2 separate regions of the Mus musculus genome follow, and region 1 is linked to region 2. Evidence: chromatin loops called from intact Hi-C (ENCODE). Cell type or tissue: heart. All regions are shown on one strand. Links, peaks and the distances in the headings refer to the core of each region. The heading gives the core; the rest is flanking DNA.

Region 1 (8,341 bases), core at 198-8,197, 460 kb before region 2:
AAATGTAATAAACATTCTCTATAGGTCTGTGCATGTCAAGGACTCTAATGGCTTGAATGTAAAACGAGCCCCTCAGACTGTAAGCCAGAACAAACCCTTCTGTTAAGTTACCCTTAAGTTGCTTCATGTGTTTCATTGCAGCGACAAGGGAAGTAATTAACACAAGATCCTAGTAGGCAGTCTAGAACACAGTAGGTACACAGGAAAGTCAGTTCCCATTTTCTTTCCAAACACTCCCCTCTCCTCTCACCCAGTCAGCTGTCCAACTCCTACTATGCAGACCTGGTCAAGGGTGACATGTGCCTTTCCCATCTATCTGCTGTGCTTCCTGTCTTGGCTCATACCCCCCATGGAGACCACTCCAAGCCTCCCACCAAGACCCTCACTTGCCTAACTGACACTGTCTCCCACTCCATTCCTGTCCTCCCATATTGACAAATTAGCAGCCAGCAGATTCCATTCACAGTGAGAGAGAATCATTACCACCCGCTAATATTTTTATAGAATTTCATAAACTTGGTCATTCATGAATCATTTACAGTACTTTATTCCAATGAGGAGTTCACAAATCACTCAAACACTGGCAAAACGCATAATAATGAGTGATATTTCAGGAGGCTTTACATTAATATGTCAGCTCCCAAGACTGCAAGAGCTAAATGATCTTGCCAGGTGCCACTTCAGGTCAGAACCACAGGAAGCCCTTCTGGGCACTGGGGCCGGGGACTGTGTAGGGTGCCAGTCAGTCGCAGAACGGGATGGAACTTAAGAGTCATTGATCCCACAGTCGGTCAGACCCTCTCTCAGCCCCATTCAGATAGGTCCTAGGAAAGAGGCTAAGGAACCTGGGTCCCGTGTTGATGTCTAGTTGGGGATAAAAGTGGGAAGAGGGGACTTAGAAGCAAGGCTTTGGAACCGTTGGGAAACTGGGATGGATCCTGAATCTAATACACACTGAGTCCTTGAGGAAGTTGGCAACACTGTTTCCTTCTCTCTTCCTTCCTCCCTTCTCTTTTTTCCCTCCTCCCTCCCTCCTTTCTCTCTCCCTCCCTCCCCTCTCTCCCTTCCTTCCTCCCTCCCTCCCTCCTCTCTCTCCCTTCTTCCCTCCCTCCCTCCCTCCCTCCCTCCCTCCCTCCCTCCCTCCCTCCCTCCCTCCCTCCCTCCTTCCTCCTCACCTTCCTTCTTTCCAACTGAACAGTGTCCACACATGCTAGGCAGGCGCCTCTACCACTGAACTGTATCTCCTGCCTTCTTTCTAAGTTGTTATTTGAGACAGGATCTCATTGGATTGTCCAGACTGGTTTTAGATTCACTCCGTGACTCTAACTGGCCTTCCACCTGTGATCCTTTCTGCCTCAGCCTCCTGGGTACCTAGGATGACAGGGGGGCTGCTCTGCTCCTTGTCCTTGGCAACTCTGCTTCTTCTGCCTCTTGTGTGAGACAGATAAGATTGTGCACAGGGAGGGGTTCCAAGCTATCTGCAGTGCAGTGTTTAAAAGTGGTAGCTTTTAATACTGGTATTCATTTAGGGTCAGGGATGGCTGTATCTCCAGTAATGTCTTATTCACCGGCCCCCTTGACTTCCATCAGTGCCTTCTGGTTGGATCTGGGGGAACTGTTGGCTCCCAGACCCGTGCTTTTGCACATGAACAGTGTTATTTGACTCCAAAACAAACAACAGCTATATTAGCGCAATTATGATGTCAACACACACACCTACATACTCTCTCTGCTTTTGAAGCTTGGGAGAATAGAAGCGAAAGCCCAGGGGATGTTGAGACTTAGGATGTGTGCTTAGAAGCCACTCTGTTCCCAGGCACGATGACTGTTACAACCAGAATGAACCTGGCCCCCATCTTCCAGACAGGAAGTCATTTCCCAAGAGAGTTTGAAACGGACAGGATATACACCATCCTTGTGTCTAAGGATAGCCTGACAGGAGTCACCTGCTCCTCCTCCGGGAGACAAGGAAACGGAAGGGAAGGGCTGAGACATTGGGAGACAAAGCAGGAGAACCCAGGCTGCCATGGCGGTGCGGAGCAAAGACCCCTTTCTTAGAATGAAAGGGAACAACTTTGCCATTCATCCATCCTTGTCCTCCTGGGACCACACCCCATGATGCTCGGCGGCACGGGACCTGCATATGGCTGGAGACCCTACAACACACCACATGGCTACAATATAACCCAGAAGTTCTGGGAGAAGCCTTCAGCTGGAGTTTCTGAAACGATTAAACCACTGGTCATGGGTGACCTAATTCTGCCTGATAACCTGAGCCCTGAAGGCTGCTGTGACTGTCCCCAAAAGTCTCCCACCTCCTCGGACTTCGTCACTGTACCTGGAGATAAAGATCACTGCCACCTGAGGTAGAAGCCCATACTGAAGTGGGCTGAGTGTGTGGCACCCAGAGTCTTCACCTGGATATCATAGGCTTCTAGCAGAATGACACCCTATAAACTAATCCTGGATCCCACAAACATCAACGTGGTACTTCCTACTCATTAATGTGTGCAGGCAGCACCTTGAAAGACAACTCACTGACTCTCATTCCCCAGGTCTCATAACCTGAGTTTCCAGGGTACAGGCACTCCCTGGTAGACCTCATTCTCTTCATTTAATATCTCCTGCTTATCCCCCAAATCCCTTTGATACTTCACGGAAGGACAGTGCGACCACAGCTCTTGTTTACATTAGACATCGTTGTGTTTGTCAGATGTATGACACCAGGTCAAACATGTTAGGAGACGGTAGAACTTAAAAACTTTCAGGAAAACGATGCGGCTTGAGAGAGGCCCTGATTCAGGAGGGTCTGCTACATGCTGGGCATTGTGCCAGGTGTTCACAGAAAGAACCCCGTTTTACCTTGTATGGAGAGGCGCCTCCTATTCTCTGTACCTTGTGGAAGAAATAACAGCAAGATGAGAGAGGGTTGCCCTGGCTCGCACGGCTCAGGGAGAAACATGGCTGCTGAGATGTGTGTGACAGGGTTGCTATTTTTTAGTTTGTCTTCTTCTGATCCCTGAACTCTTAGCCACTGAGCTTAGAAACGATTAAACTCACCAGACCCCCACCTCGGTTCCTTGGTTTTGCAACCTCACATATATCCCATGACAGGTTTGGGGAGAGAAGGTGGGGCCTTTCACAGACACAGGCCAAGTCCTCCCTGGTTATTGTCACAGCCTGTGGGTCTAGCATCAAAATTTTCCAACAGTCAGCCTTCCCCTTGGTGCAAACAGCTCACCTTTGGTACACACTGATCGGTACTTTCTCCTGTTCATAAAAGGTTCCGAAAGCCCTTAAAAGAACTCAGAGGTGTATCCATCTTCCTGGAACCAAGACCCACAATGCTTTGGGACATGGAACCTGCTAGCAGACAAGGACCCCACAACACAACATGTGGCCAACAGCAGATGCCTCTCATGACCATGGTCTGACTTTACTGAACTTTACTGACTTTACTGAAATTCACATAGAAAAAGGGCAAGAGAGCCACATGCAGAGCCCACAGCCTCAAACACAACCAGCAACTCTGAATTTCCTCCTTCCTCTTCCTTTTTTTTTTAACATAATTTTAATCGATGGAACCATTTGCATGTGACACCAACAGAATAGCACAAACTTGGGGAGCAGCCCGCCAAGATGGAAATCCCAGCTGGCAACGGACAAGCGGTCCGTGCTCACAAGTCAAATGCTTTTTCCTCATTAGGAAATAAGGCGGTAATATAATTTACTTATCAGCTGTTCCCAGAATCGAATTACAGGAAACAAATTACATGCTTAAAACAAGTCCCCGGCACAGAGTGCATTCACAGAGGGTTTGTGGTTTGTGTACCTGCGACGAGCAACCATAGCGATGGCATGAATACCGCAGTTCCCAAGGAGACTCGCATTCCCAGCATCCATGGCTTTTTCTGTATTTACTTTTTCAATCACATCTGGGTATTTAATTTTATACATTTCCTTGATTTTTTTTTCTTTTACCATGGCTCTGAAGGCACACCTGTCCTAATGCATGCAAACACTTCAGAACAAGGACACCATATGTGTTTGTCTTCTGTCTCTTGTATCTTGTCTTGAATATTCCCATGTAACTACTCTGTTTCCACACAAGATTTCTTCATAGTTATTTTATAGATTTGTGTTCTTTCTCTCTCTCTCTCTCTCTCTCTCTCTCTCTCTCTGTGTGTGTGTGTGTGTGTGTGTGTGTGTGTGTGCAGACAGTGCCTGTGGAGGTCAAGAGAGGGCACTGACTCCCCTTGAGTTGGACTTATGGGTGGGTGTGAGCTGCTCAATATGGGTTTTGGCAACCAAAGTCAGTCCTTGGAAGAGCACCAAGTGCTCTCGACCACTGAGTTCCCACTCCAGTCTGCTGCATCTTAAATGCTGCAGGAAGCTGCCTTCCTTGACACCCTGATGCCAGCACCCCTCCTGCAGTTCACTATTTAGCAATGCTCCACCCTCAGGGCCAAGGCCCACATTGTACAAAACTGCACTAACTCTTCCAGATTTCATCAGGATAAATGTCTAAAAGCAGGATTATCTTGTCTGAGGGTTTGTACTTATCACGGTGACTCGGAACACAGGCCTCTGAAAGCCAGGCTTGGCCTCAGGGTTTTGACCTCCTCCGAGGTGCCTCTGGTATCTGTCTCATTGGTCTCTGGAACCCAAAGAGTGACACAGGCCCGGTGGCTCTGCTGATGAGCTAGGGGGCCCCTCACTGTTAGGCTCCACTTTTGTTCTCCCAGAAGCACCTGGAGCCACACTTTCTCGGGTTTGATGAGGCACAGAAATAATTGGCTCGGTGGGAAGAAATCACTCTGAAATCCATATCTCTATGCGCAGGGTGAGCAGGCACCCAGGACTCACTTGATAAGTAGCGATCGTTTCTCTGTCCAGGGTCCGTGTCACGGAGACACTGCCTGTGTTCTCATTGATTCTGAAAGTTCCTTTAGGGTCTTGATCCACTCCCTTCCCGGTGAGCCGGAACTTGGACCCTTCGGGTCTGTCGCTATCGACTACCTGTTCAGAGAGACAGAGTGACATTTAAGACGGTCTGAAAGGCATGGAGAGAGCCCGCCATAGACACCCCACACATACACACACACACACACATCCCTTGGGGACCAAACCACTAGTGTCAGGTGCCAGCGCAAAGCTGCCTGATCAACCAAGATTAGCCAAAAGCAACCTTGCCCAAAATAGCATCATCATCGCTTAGCTTGGTTCATGCAAATGGTTACAACTTACAGCTGAGGAAGCTTAGCAATAGTGGAAGCCCTGGGTAATGGAGCAAGGCGGGCGGGTGATGAGGAAACTTGCATTGTTTCTAATGGAGGAAGGAGATTTGGTTTTCTCTGCAAGCAAGGGTAAGTGTAGGAGTTGTTTATCTGCCACACACTGGGCAGGCACTGAGCAAGGTTTATACTTTGTTGCTAGTGCTAGTGACCACACGCCTCATGGCTCCCCTGGGTGCCAGGCTCTGCTGAGCGACTCTCATGAACCTCTTTATACTTTTAAATGGTGCTTGGAATGGGACTTTTTTTTTTTTAATCATCCTGAGTTTGTTTATATAATGGATGGAACCACAGTGGTCTGCAAGGTGGCTGTGGTCCCTGCTCTTAAACAGATGAAAGTGAGATTCTAAACCACGTTGTCCGTATCTCCTGACACCACTGTGCAACACTGCTCTTTGTGACCATTGACCTTGGTCTGATATCCGAAGGCTAAGTTCAGAAACTAGAGGTAGAGGGAGGTTCTTGTGAGCACAAGGGACAGTCAAGTCAGAAGCCGCAGACAGGTGGGGGAACACCTAGAAAATTCCAGAAATGGGGAGTCTTGAGCACACTCTGAGCAGAGGAGAGTTTCGGGAAGGTAAGGGTTAAAATATGGAGGTCAAAATTTGGCGTGTGGAACTGCTCAGTTAAAGAGGGGGACTGATGCTTGCACAAGCTGTATCATATTCACCCGTATCTCATGTGCTATCTATCAGAGTTACCATTGTTAATCTGGTTATAACAAACGCAGCTTAAAGGCCATGAACGCGGGAGGCACAGATAGAAGGCTGCGGATGTGCAGGCAGCTGTAACTACTTCAACCATGAGCAGGTGTCTATGTAAATCAGCACCCTCCAGGGGCCCTGCAAGAACCAAGCCTGCAATTCTGCATGCAGGCACCAGGTGGCAGTGGTGTCTAAGCTAGGATGAGCATCTTGGTGGGAGCATCTTGGTGGGTGATGTGGGAGGACTGGTTGAGGTACATCAAAACAATTCCACAAGACAGGAAGGTTTTCTTGCGTTTTCATTTTTATGATTTAAAAAAATGTTCTCTAATGAAATATACTTAAGGCTTTAATTAAACACCAATTATCTCTGTTTGAATTTTTAAGATTAATGGAAAATAGGATCAATAACAAGATGTATGATACTTTTTGATAAAAAGACATTTTAATTGTGATTTCACTGGAGTTAACTCATCTCAGGTCCTTTCCTGAGCCCCCATCCCCTGCTTAGAGGCCTCAGAAGGTCAAAGACCCCATGGCTTCTTGGCCTTCTGGTTGAGGCCAGGGTCCACCATATTGTCCAGTTGAGCAAACACATGCCTGTCTTCATGCAAACACGTTACAATCCTATCTTCAAACACAGGGTTTTGCCTCTGCTCCCAATTTCATCAGGTGCAAAGTGGGGACAATCACTATTTAGTTCTGGGGGGTAGGGAGTGGGGAGGGAGGCTGAGGATTTAAAGAGACAGTATAGCTGGGCGTGGTGGCCGGGTCTATACTCATAGCCACACAGGGTCTGAGCCAGTTCAAAGCTTGAATGTTCCAGAGTGATTTAGAGCCAGCTTGAGCACCTTGGTAAGACCCTATCACAAAATATAACTTTAAAAGGAGGCTTAGGGGCTCGGGTGAGCAGGCCTGGAGGTTGTAAGGGAGAAATAGCTGGCCCTGCTCATTGCCTGGGCAATGCTGGAGAGCTGGCCCTGGTGGCACAGGTCCAGGAGAGCTGGTCCTGGTGGCACGGGTCCAGGAGAACTGGCTCTGGTGGCACAGGTCCAGGAGAGCTGGCCCTGGTGGTACGGGTCCAGGAGAGCTGGCAAGCTGAGCAAACCCAGCCTCTACCCCATCACAGATCTAGGGCTTTGAGCTGGCCTACCCCAACAACCATCCCATCTATGAATTGCTGGTACATGTGAAGGGACCAGTCCTGCAGATCCAAAGCTGCAGGATCTCCATGATATCGGGCAACAGCAGAATATCCTAGGGGAATCACGGTGAGGATCCAGTATTGATAGTGTAGCAGAAGCCACAGGCCTCAAAACCAGGTCAATGATTCACGCAATTAACATTTGCAAGTAGAAGCTGTTTGGGCAAAGGGTCTACTGTGTGACATACCACAACCTCCACGGATATATATTTAAAACAACCATATATATATGAAATATTAAATAAAATATTTAATATATAACATTTATGTATTATATTTACATAAGATTTATTATTAAATATATTAAATGCAAATAAAAATAATAAAAACAAATATATAAATATAAGTATATTAAATTTTAATATATTTTTAGTTTTCCTTTAGTGGGGAGGTTCCAAGGGCAGAGGGTAGATATGAAGGGAGGAGAATGGTGCATGATGGGAAATTCACAAAGAATCAATTTTAAAAATTAATAAAAAAGAGGGCTAGGGGTATACAGAGTCCTTGCCTAACATGCTTGAGGCCTTAGGTTCAGTCCTCAGTACAAAACCCCCAAACTAAAGCGTAAATGAAACACACAGACTGGGCGCTGATAAATCAGGGCTAACCACTGTAATTCCAATAGCAATAATTGCAATAAAATCACGCTGTTGCTCATGGGTGAGACGGATCCCTCCAGGCATAAAAGGCTTCTTAGCCAGATAATAAAATTAAATCCATTTCTAAGGGAATAGACTGGCGTTTTCAAGAAGTAAATTCACAGACTTCTCTGGTCCTGGAAGTGACGGTCCTAGCACAGTAGACGGGGACAGCTGGGACCCTTGGGTGACCCCTATTTCTATCACTTGCCCTCCGATGTGTATTCAGATGTCCCCTTCCTGCCCCTCGCACACTTGAGACAGGTTCCCTTAACCTGGAAGACAGTCTGAGCCAATAAACACCGCGTCTGTGTCCCTCGACAGCTGCGGAGGTGACCCTTTGAGGTGGGGCCCTGTTTCCATGGGCCTGGGGTGGGGCTCAGTGGGCTGGGGTGAGGCGAGCACCCACCAGGAAGCGCCTTCTCTGCTCTCTGTTCTCTTCCCCATCCTTCTTTGTTCAGAGAGGATGGGGACCCAGAACCTTCGGGAAGAAGCCAAGCT
Region 2 (8,341 bases), core at 143-8,142:
AAAAGTCTCGAATCCGAGGATATAGTGGGGACAGCCACATGTCAGTACCCACAAAACATGAGGTAGTCATACACAGAGGTCTGCAGCTGGCGAGAGAGTTGCATCAACTCCTTAGTGTGGGAGCTCCTATGACTGGGAGGATAAATGATGATCAACATGGAACCAAAGTCCCTCACTTGCAAGGAAGAATCAAAGAAGGGATGTTTTGAGCATCGGGGGTAAAGATTTGGGATGTTGACTGAAGATGAAAGATTTGGTATATTGTTTTGAGGCAGAGTTTGATATTCACTTTGAATTAGGCTAAAACAGGCGAGCTATTGAGGAGACTGCATGAGGTGCCAGCCCCTTCCTTTCAGCCAGTTATTTCGTAACCTATCCATGGTTTCTCTACATCTAAGCCTCAGGAGCAGGGAAGCGAGATCTGTGAGGCCCGTATGTCCTGTTCCTGTGGGATATTATTACAGCTTCGAGGATTTAATGAGCCAATTTTAAACACTAATTTAAAAAATGAAATTATTGGCACTAATAATTAAATAACCTCAAAGTAGCAAATACCCAAAATATATCACTCTCTAATTATATTTCTATAGTTTCTCTTTGTGCCCATGACATGATTTGTAGATTTTAGATCCATATGGCAGAAATACAGGAGTGGTGTGCAACCGCACAGCTTGTTCTTGGCGGTGGAAATCTGGGCGAGCTAACCCCAAGCCCTCGTGCCTGCCAGGCAAGCACTAAACTACAACCTAGCCACACAACTACAGAACTCCCCCCATCTGTCTGCCTCCAGCAATGCATGGTTTGCAGCTTCCCATCCACCTTGTGTGGATATTCCCTCTATAGAAATAGGCAAAGACTACAAACCAATGCTTGAAGGTTTCAGTTAAGAGAGGGCTTGATTCCCTGGTACTCCATAGCATGCCTCTGGTTGATGCTTTCTGCAAGGACCAGCCGATTTGTTGCTCTGCCAACAATGAGTCCTGGTTTTTTTTTTTTTAATTTGTTTTTGTTTGTTTGTTTAAGTTTGCTTCAGGAAGTGTTGGCAATTTGGCTGACCAAGAGTTGGAAAAGGCACAAGTATTAAAGTCAGAACTTGCAGCTGTTTGGAGTCATATTAGCAGACAGGGGCTGGCAAGATAATTAACACTTGCTGCTCTTGCAGAGGATCAGGGATCCGTTCCCAGCACCCACAGCAGGAAGCACACAACTCACCTGTTTCTCCAGCTCCAGGAGATGTAATGCCCTGTGCCCTCTCCCAGATACAGATACGCATGTGGTGCACATAAATCCAAATAGGCACACACACATACATTCATAAAAATTACAAATATTTAGACTGCATCATGTCCCTTTTGAAGACTTGTGTTTGGGTCCCAACTCTCACATCTAGCAGTTTACAAACAATGTAACTCTACCTCCAGGGTGTACAGACACATGCACACAAACACACAAGCATGCATGCACATAATTCAAATTAAAATAAATCTTAGTGTTGCAACAGACATTCAGAAAATCTCCAGGTGTCTATTAAAACCAGGCACCAGAAGAAGCCATTTAGGACCCATGGGGTGGTACGGGAGAATGTTCTAGACACTTAGAGCATGGTAGGTAGGAAAGGGAGAGAGGGAGGGGGACGCAAGGCACAAGGCACCACAACAAAGAGGAGGAGGGAAAACTTCCCTTCTGCATCGGGCTTTCTATCCTTCATTGCCAAGGTCTCTGCCCAGGCATTGACAGTCCCAAGAAATCAGTGATTAACTCTACTACATCTGCAGTTATTATTCTCTTCATCACACTCACACCTCGGGCCATCCCATTTACATAATGAGAAAGAGAATCTACTAGAGAATCCAGTGTGTGTTGAGTGTCACCAGCCTGCCTTGTTAGTTGATACAGTAAATAACACTTGCGTCCCAGGCTGCGGCTCTGGGGGATATTCTGTTCATTTTAGTTATCATCTTGTTTTCCCCAATTTGGTTGTGGAGCTTTTCATAGAACCATTCAGAGACATAGGCATTATTTCATGGTGCTTTAGCCACGGTGTTGCTTGGAGATAGATGTGACCAATCAGCTCCCCAGCTGAGCGGTGCGGGCTGGACCCACTGCTTTCTGTGCATTTTGACCTGAGAGTGTTTTCCTAAACTCACCTGTGGGTGGGCTCAGATTTCTCCTCTTCCCAGCAGTCCTGTATACCGTTAGACACTAAAAGCTCTGGGCAGAGTGAACCACACAATTTGCAGGGATGGATGTAAGGTGGAAATGTGGGGTTCCTTATTCTAAAAGCAGGCAGAGTGTTTTGGCATCTCCCCTTTCTCAGCTTAATGTAGTGCTTTTATTTACTACATGAAAACCCAAAAAGGTAAATATAGACCCTCTTAGGCACCGGGAACTCTCCCTTGTGGTTCTGCCTGGGCTAAACCCATACCTGACTTAACTTGTCCAAGTCTCATAGCTCTGGTCCATGCTGGAGGAAGGAACTGAGATAATGGGTTGAATGAGGGAGCAGTTGGCTATAAGACCCTGCCCTGGGAAAGCAGGTCTGCCCGGGATATGAAGCTACAGACTCCAGCTCATACATCACTGGTCCACTAAACTTCACGGGTAGAACACTCTTTAAAACAATTGGGGATATCAAGTCCATGACCGCCAAACACAAATGCTATAAATACAGATGTGTCTTGTGAGCACAGAGCATCATACGATCTTTAGTGGACCAGATCTATGGCGATACTCTTGACTGTAAACCTGACATGGGTTATCTGGCATTGTGGCAGTTGACACACGCCACAGGGCTTTGCATGTGACAGCATGCACTAAAGAATGCAGGTGTCAGAAAGGGAGAAGGAAGTGTAGAAAGAGGGTGAGAGTGGCAGGGATCGGACTGAAGAGAGAACTGCTCCCATGGTTCTGCTACTTGTTATTCTCCATCCCCACTAGAGCCTGCTGCTTCTATGTTTAAATGAAAAAAAAAAAAAAAAACATTCAAAGGCAGTTGTTTTAAGTGACCGGCCACAGCATTAAAAGCGCTCGCTAAATATTTACAAAATGCATGTGCTCAGCCGTAACCCAAATGTGGACTTGAGAGTCTTTGCCTCTGCTTTGGGGAAGAAGAGGAAGCATAAACCAAGCTCTTGATTCGAGCTGTTAACAAGGTCCAGGTAGACTTAGGAGAGAATCGTTCACGCTGCTCTGTCCCACACACCCATTGGCTGCGAGCATTCTGCCAGATTTCTTTTTCTTCCTTTTCATTATCACAAAAGCAAAAGTATGTCATGTAAAGACTTCCCTCTCTGCCTGAGACCTTCTTAAGACAACAGTGAGAGGGGAAATGAGTCCAGCTTTCAGGCAATTCCTGGGCAGCAGCTCCAGCTTCCCACTGGGTCATTAGAGTATAGCATACAGACTGGAAGTGCTTCCGTCTTCTTCTATAGAGTCCGTGAGAGGAAACTCCAGCAAGATCCCCCGGGAACAAAGAGAACACAATAAAAATGTAAGATACAATTGGAGTCTGGCAGTAACACACCCTTGGGCCAAGATCTGTAAGGTTGGTTTTCCAAAAACAGATGAAAGTACAGACATCCTTCCTGGATGTCCAGGAAAGTCGTGGTCATTTAAATCAAGACCTGGCTTGTTTACTTAGCAAGAAAGATATTCTTATTTCTGGCCAGAGATCCCCTTAGCATCTGCTTCCTGATTTATGTCTACCACTGTCCACCAAACACTGATGCTTGAGGGAATTACTCTCCGTTTACCCTGTGTAACTCCAGCTTCCAGAACTCACATAGGCTCGGATGGTTAACGTAAGTACGGCCTTTGAGCGCAACACTTCCACAGTTGGCTGAGAGGGGTTGTTGAGAATTCTCAATCCAAGGATATACCTACCATGATGCCTAATTAGGAAGCTGGCAACGTTACTCCCATGTGCCCATCCATCAACCTACCAAACATTCATTCTTATAGTTTTATCAGCCACAAGCTTCCATGAATCTACCTGTATGTGTCTACTAGTGCAGAATGAGGGGATGGAGGAATGATGATCAAGGAGTGGAAAGGAAGAGATTTTTGTCAAGCCTTTGCTTACATACAAAATAGTCTAATATATTAAGTTTAATAAAGACGTGCTCTATCTGCAGGGTTGGAGCTACACTCTAGATCGTCCATGCAGAATGGTCTGACATGGGACGTGAGGAGCAGAGACATTGGTTCTCAACAAAGACATCTGAAGTCTGCATAGGAGTCACAGCAGGTTGGCCTAGAGACAGAATTGGCTATTGTTATTCTACTTCCTGGAAATTCTCTGGGTACCTGGTTTGTTACACAACAATGGACCTGTGTGCCTCTGTCCTGTGCACTGTTCAATCTATTTGGAGTGGTCTCTTTCATCTGTCCCTTATTTGTCTTTTGGCAGCTGTGCCCCACTGCTGACTCATTGTGAGGTCACAATCCAAGGGAAACAAAACAACAAAACCCACAGAAGCCCCGACTCTTGTTCCCATTGAATCAAAGTTCAACTCTCAGAACTGCCTCTCCACTCATGACCATGGAGCTATTACTCAGAGCCCATTTTCACTGACAAATTGCACACACAATTAAGGGCAGGAACCATCATCTTGTCCTGGGAGTCAGAAGAAAAGGAGCCAACCACGCTCTACTTAGTGAATTCATTGCCTCGTTCAGCAAAGGCCTCTTCCGAATTGGAACATGGACAGGCTACAATAATGAGAGTCATTTCCTGCAGACTGTGGATCCAGTCTCTTTTCTTAGCAGATGTACGTCACTCTGTGGAGAAGCAGCCAGGCCTTTGGCAGAGTCCATAGCTGTGACATTAAAAAAAGCCAGTGAGTCACATAGGACAGTCCAGCTTCTGGGTCAGATGGCAGTGGGGGACGGCATTAAGGAGGACACAGAAGATTTTTTCCTCTAGTCTTTTCTACACTGAGAAATACTTGAAAAGTCAGCCGACCTGATGATATAGTAAAGTGTGTGCTGTGCAAGATGAAGACCTGAGTTCGAATCCCTAGCATCTGTGTTTTAAAACTGCTGAGCATATACCACAGGGCTGTCACCCCAAAACTGGGGAGGCAGAGACATGGGGATCCCTGAGACTTGTTGGGCAGCCAGCCTAGCCAAATCTTCAGGAATCATGAGAGATTCTCTTCCTCCCTGCCCCCTCAATAAAAGTTGGATGGCTCTTGAGGGACAATATACAATGACCTTTGGTCTCTACATTAATCTCTATGAGCACACAAATCTCTCTCTCTCTCTTTCATACACACACACATATGTACACACTTTCTCTCTCACACACACAGTCACCACAGACACACACATATGTACACCACATACCACACCCCTACACAGATACAACACACACACACACACACACACACATACACATTTACTTGTCCCTACAAATACATGTACACATACACACACACACACACCAGTACACACATGGAATATTCTCAGTTGTAGCTTATTAGAGAGGGGATCCAAGTTGAAAAGACAGTCACAATGGTTTTTAGGATACCAACTTTGCTGCTAATTCCTAAGGCCCCAGAGTAGACATAATTCATATAGTCACACCATGCAGCTATTCAAAAAATATGAAAACATCTTAGAGAAACTAATTTATAAATGGACTCAAAACCTCCAAGGTTTCTGTTTAAACAACAAAGCCCTTTCTTTTAGCACAGAGGCAATGATTCTCAAACTCTAACCCACAGTGTTACCAGGGAGACTTGTTAAACAGTCCTGCTTCCCAGCATATCTGGGGCTATGAGGCTGGGAGAATACAGAGGATTTACATTTCTGACAGATTTTCAGGATTTCCTAATCTAGGGACCCTGCTTTGAAAACCACTCTGCCAAAAAAATAAATACTTCGCTGTATATATACACACACACATCCCTTTCCTTCCCCCCATGTAATGCATATGGAGAAAGCAGAAATAACTGAGGAGGGAGTCCTCTAACCCTGCTGCCTAACAGATCTCTCGGGGAACTTGTTAAATTCTAATCCAAACTCAAGAGGTGTTGGGTGGGGTCTGAGACCATGTTTTTCTGTCCATTCCCAAGTAAGTGTGGCTGCTGCTCTCAGACCACGGAGTCCATCCTCAGCTGTCATCTGAGGGTCACTCTTTCACGGTACGCATGGTATTTCAGGCTGCTCAAGCAGCCCCCTGCAAGCTAAGCACCTTGTATGGAGGGAGCAGGTTTTCAATTCCAAAACAATTACATTAGATTGCAAAGGTCCTTTGCATAGAGGAAGGTTATATGGTGGGCTATAGATATAGCTCAGTGGAAGAGTCCTTATCTAGTATGCACAGAGCCCTGGGCTCTGCCCACAGATCTGCATAAAACCGGGTATGGTGACACACACCTGTAATCTTGCCACTTGGGAGGTTGAAGCAGGCAGATTAGGAGTTCAAGGTGATCCATATGTACATAGAAAATTTGAGCCTAACCTGGGATACATAAGACCTTGTCAATAAATACATAATGAATGAATGATAGATAGATAGATAGATAGATAGATAGATAGATAGATAGATGAAGATAGTTATGTGAATGCAGCAATTCAACATATTCCTAGCATCTATTATTAATGTCTTCACAGCAGAGTTTTTACCATCAGAGATATAAAAATAAAAGTGCCAGGCTGGCCCTAAACACAACAGCTACTCCTTACAGGCTTTAATTCAAGCACTTGGGAGGCAAAGAGAGATGGATCTCTGTGAGTTTGAGGCCAGCATGGTCTACATAGTGAGTTTTAAGACAGCCAATGATATATAGAGAGAGACCCTGTCTCAAAAAAACAAACAAAACCAAAAGTGCCAAATTACAAAAAGTAATCTTATTGATTGTATGCAAAGTTAAGCTGTGGATTGACTGGATGGGAGAGAGAGGGAGGGAAGGAGGGAGGGAGGGAGAGAGAGAGAGAGAGAGAAGAATAGAGAGATGATAGATAGATCTATGAGGATAGATGACTAGATAGATAGATAGACAGACAGACAGATGATGGATGGGTGAGCAGATAGAAAGATAGATGATAAATTGATAGATTGATAGATGGTAGATACAGATGATAGATGATTGATAGATACTAGCTAGACGATCAATGGATAATAGATTGGTACCAGAGAGCTAGATAGACAATAGGTACATAGATGACAGATCACTGATGGTCAGATATGCATGCATTCTTGAGTAAACTCATCTCTTTAGATTAGTGAACTGATTTTATTGAGTCTCTCTTAGTACTTTAAATAAAATATTATTTGATAGGGCAACTTTATTCACAAGTGGAAATTTGCAATTAATTATTAGTATGAAAACTGGAGGGGAGTTTGATCCTTATTTTCAGCAGCTGGTTTGAGAAGAATCCCGAATTCCTGAGTTTTGTTTGTTTGTTTGTTTGTTTTGCTACCAATGATGAGGGGACATTTTTTTACTTTTAGTGTTGCAAGCTCTCTAGAATCACCCAGATTTTAAAGAACATGTCCAAATACTATCCTGTCATAGTTTCTGCATCAACTTGACACAAGGAGAAAGGGGAACCTCAGCTGAGGAATTGTTTCCATCATATTGGCCTGTGCCCATGTCGGTGGGGGGTCTTTTCCGCAATTGTTAACTGAGGTAGGATAGCCCAGCCCACTGTGGGTGGTACCATCCTTACTCAGGTGGCCTGGGTGAGACTGGGAGCAAGCCAGTAAGCAGCTTTCCTTCATAGCTCCTCCCTCTGCTCCTGCCTGAGTTCCTTCCCTGACCTCCCTCAGCACTGGTCTGTAACTTATAGGATGAAATAAACTCATTTCTCCCAGAGTCGGTTTTGAACATGGTGTTTCATCACAGGAACAAAAAAAGCAAACTCTAACACATTCAATATTCAGATGATGGAAGAATATGGACACACATGTGCATATATATACACATGTGTACATGTATGTGGGTGAATAAATGATTTTATAAATATATATTACCTTTTTGTGTCCCCAGTTACTTTAAGAGCAGTTAATGCTGACTAATGTAATTAAGCCTGTGAGTGGATACACTCTGGTGGTATTATCAAACGTTTCCATGGTTTGGAGGAAGAAGTTGGCCATCTGTAAGCATGAGAAACGCAACAGTTGCTAACTGACTTGGCAACCTTACCTTGCAAAATTGCTTTCTGGAAATCAAACAAGACAAGATTGCACTGGAACCTCTCAGCTTCCCACTCCAAAAGAATTGGGGAGCAAGAAGAGATTTGGGAATGGTTGCTTACATGAAGGTTGATTAACGTATCTTAGGTGTCACTGTATTTGTGAAGATGGCATTCCAAAGGCCTGTGCACAGAGCAG

Evidence for each region. A loop is a pair of places that touch in the nucleus more often than their neighbours do. Peaks named below come from ENCODE experiments on the same cell type or tissue, not always from the same donor. Only the 100,000 strongest peaks of a DNase experiment are listed, where the experiment ranks them.
Region 1: a loop joins it to region 2, with 9 times the contacts of the local background. A loop is called at or near these places in 4 of 42 quality-filtered maps.

What each region holds. Positions count from the first base shown.
Region 1 is chr8:118,848,397-118,856,737 of GRCm38, reverse strand. It overlaps Cdh13 (cadherin 13), which reads right to left. Exons shown (of 14, transcript NM_019707.5): 5 at 4,867-5,019. Among named protein-coding and RNA genes, the nearest start is that of Gm31893, 200 kb to the left of the region's middle. In heart, for the core only: no CTCF peak of the experiment used is centred there; DNase peaks (open chromatin) are centred at 1,857, 3,657 and 6,127.
Region 2 is chr8:118,390,471-118,398,811 of GRCm38, reverse strand. The region is part of intron 1 of Cdh13 (cadherin 13); the gene reads right to left. Among named protein-coding and RNA genes, the nearest start is that of Gm24035, 32 kb to the left of the region's middle. In heart, for the core only: no CTCF peak of the experiment used is centred there; DNase peaks (open chromatin) are centred at 3,371, 4,391 and 4,771.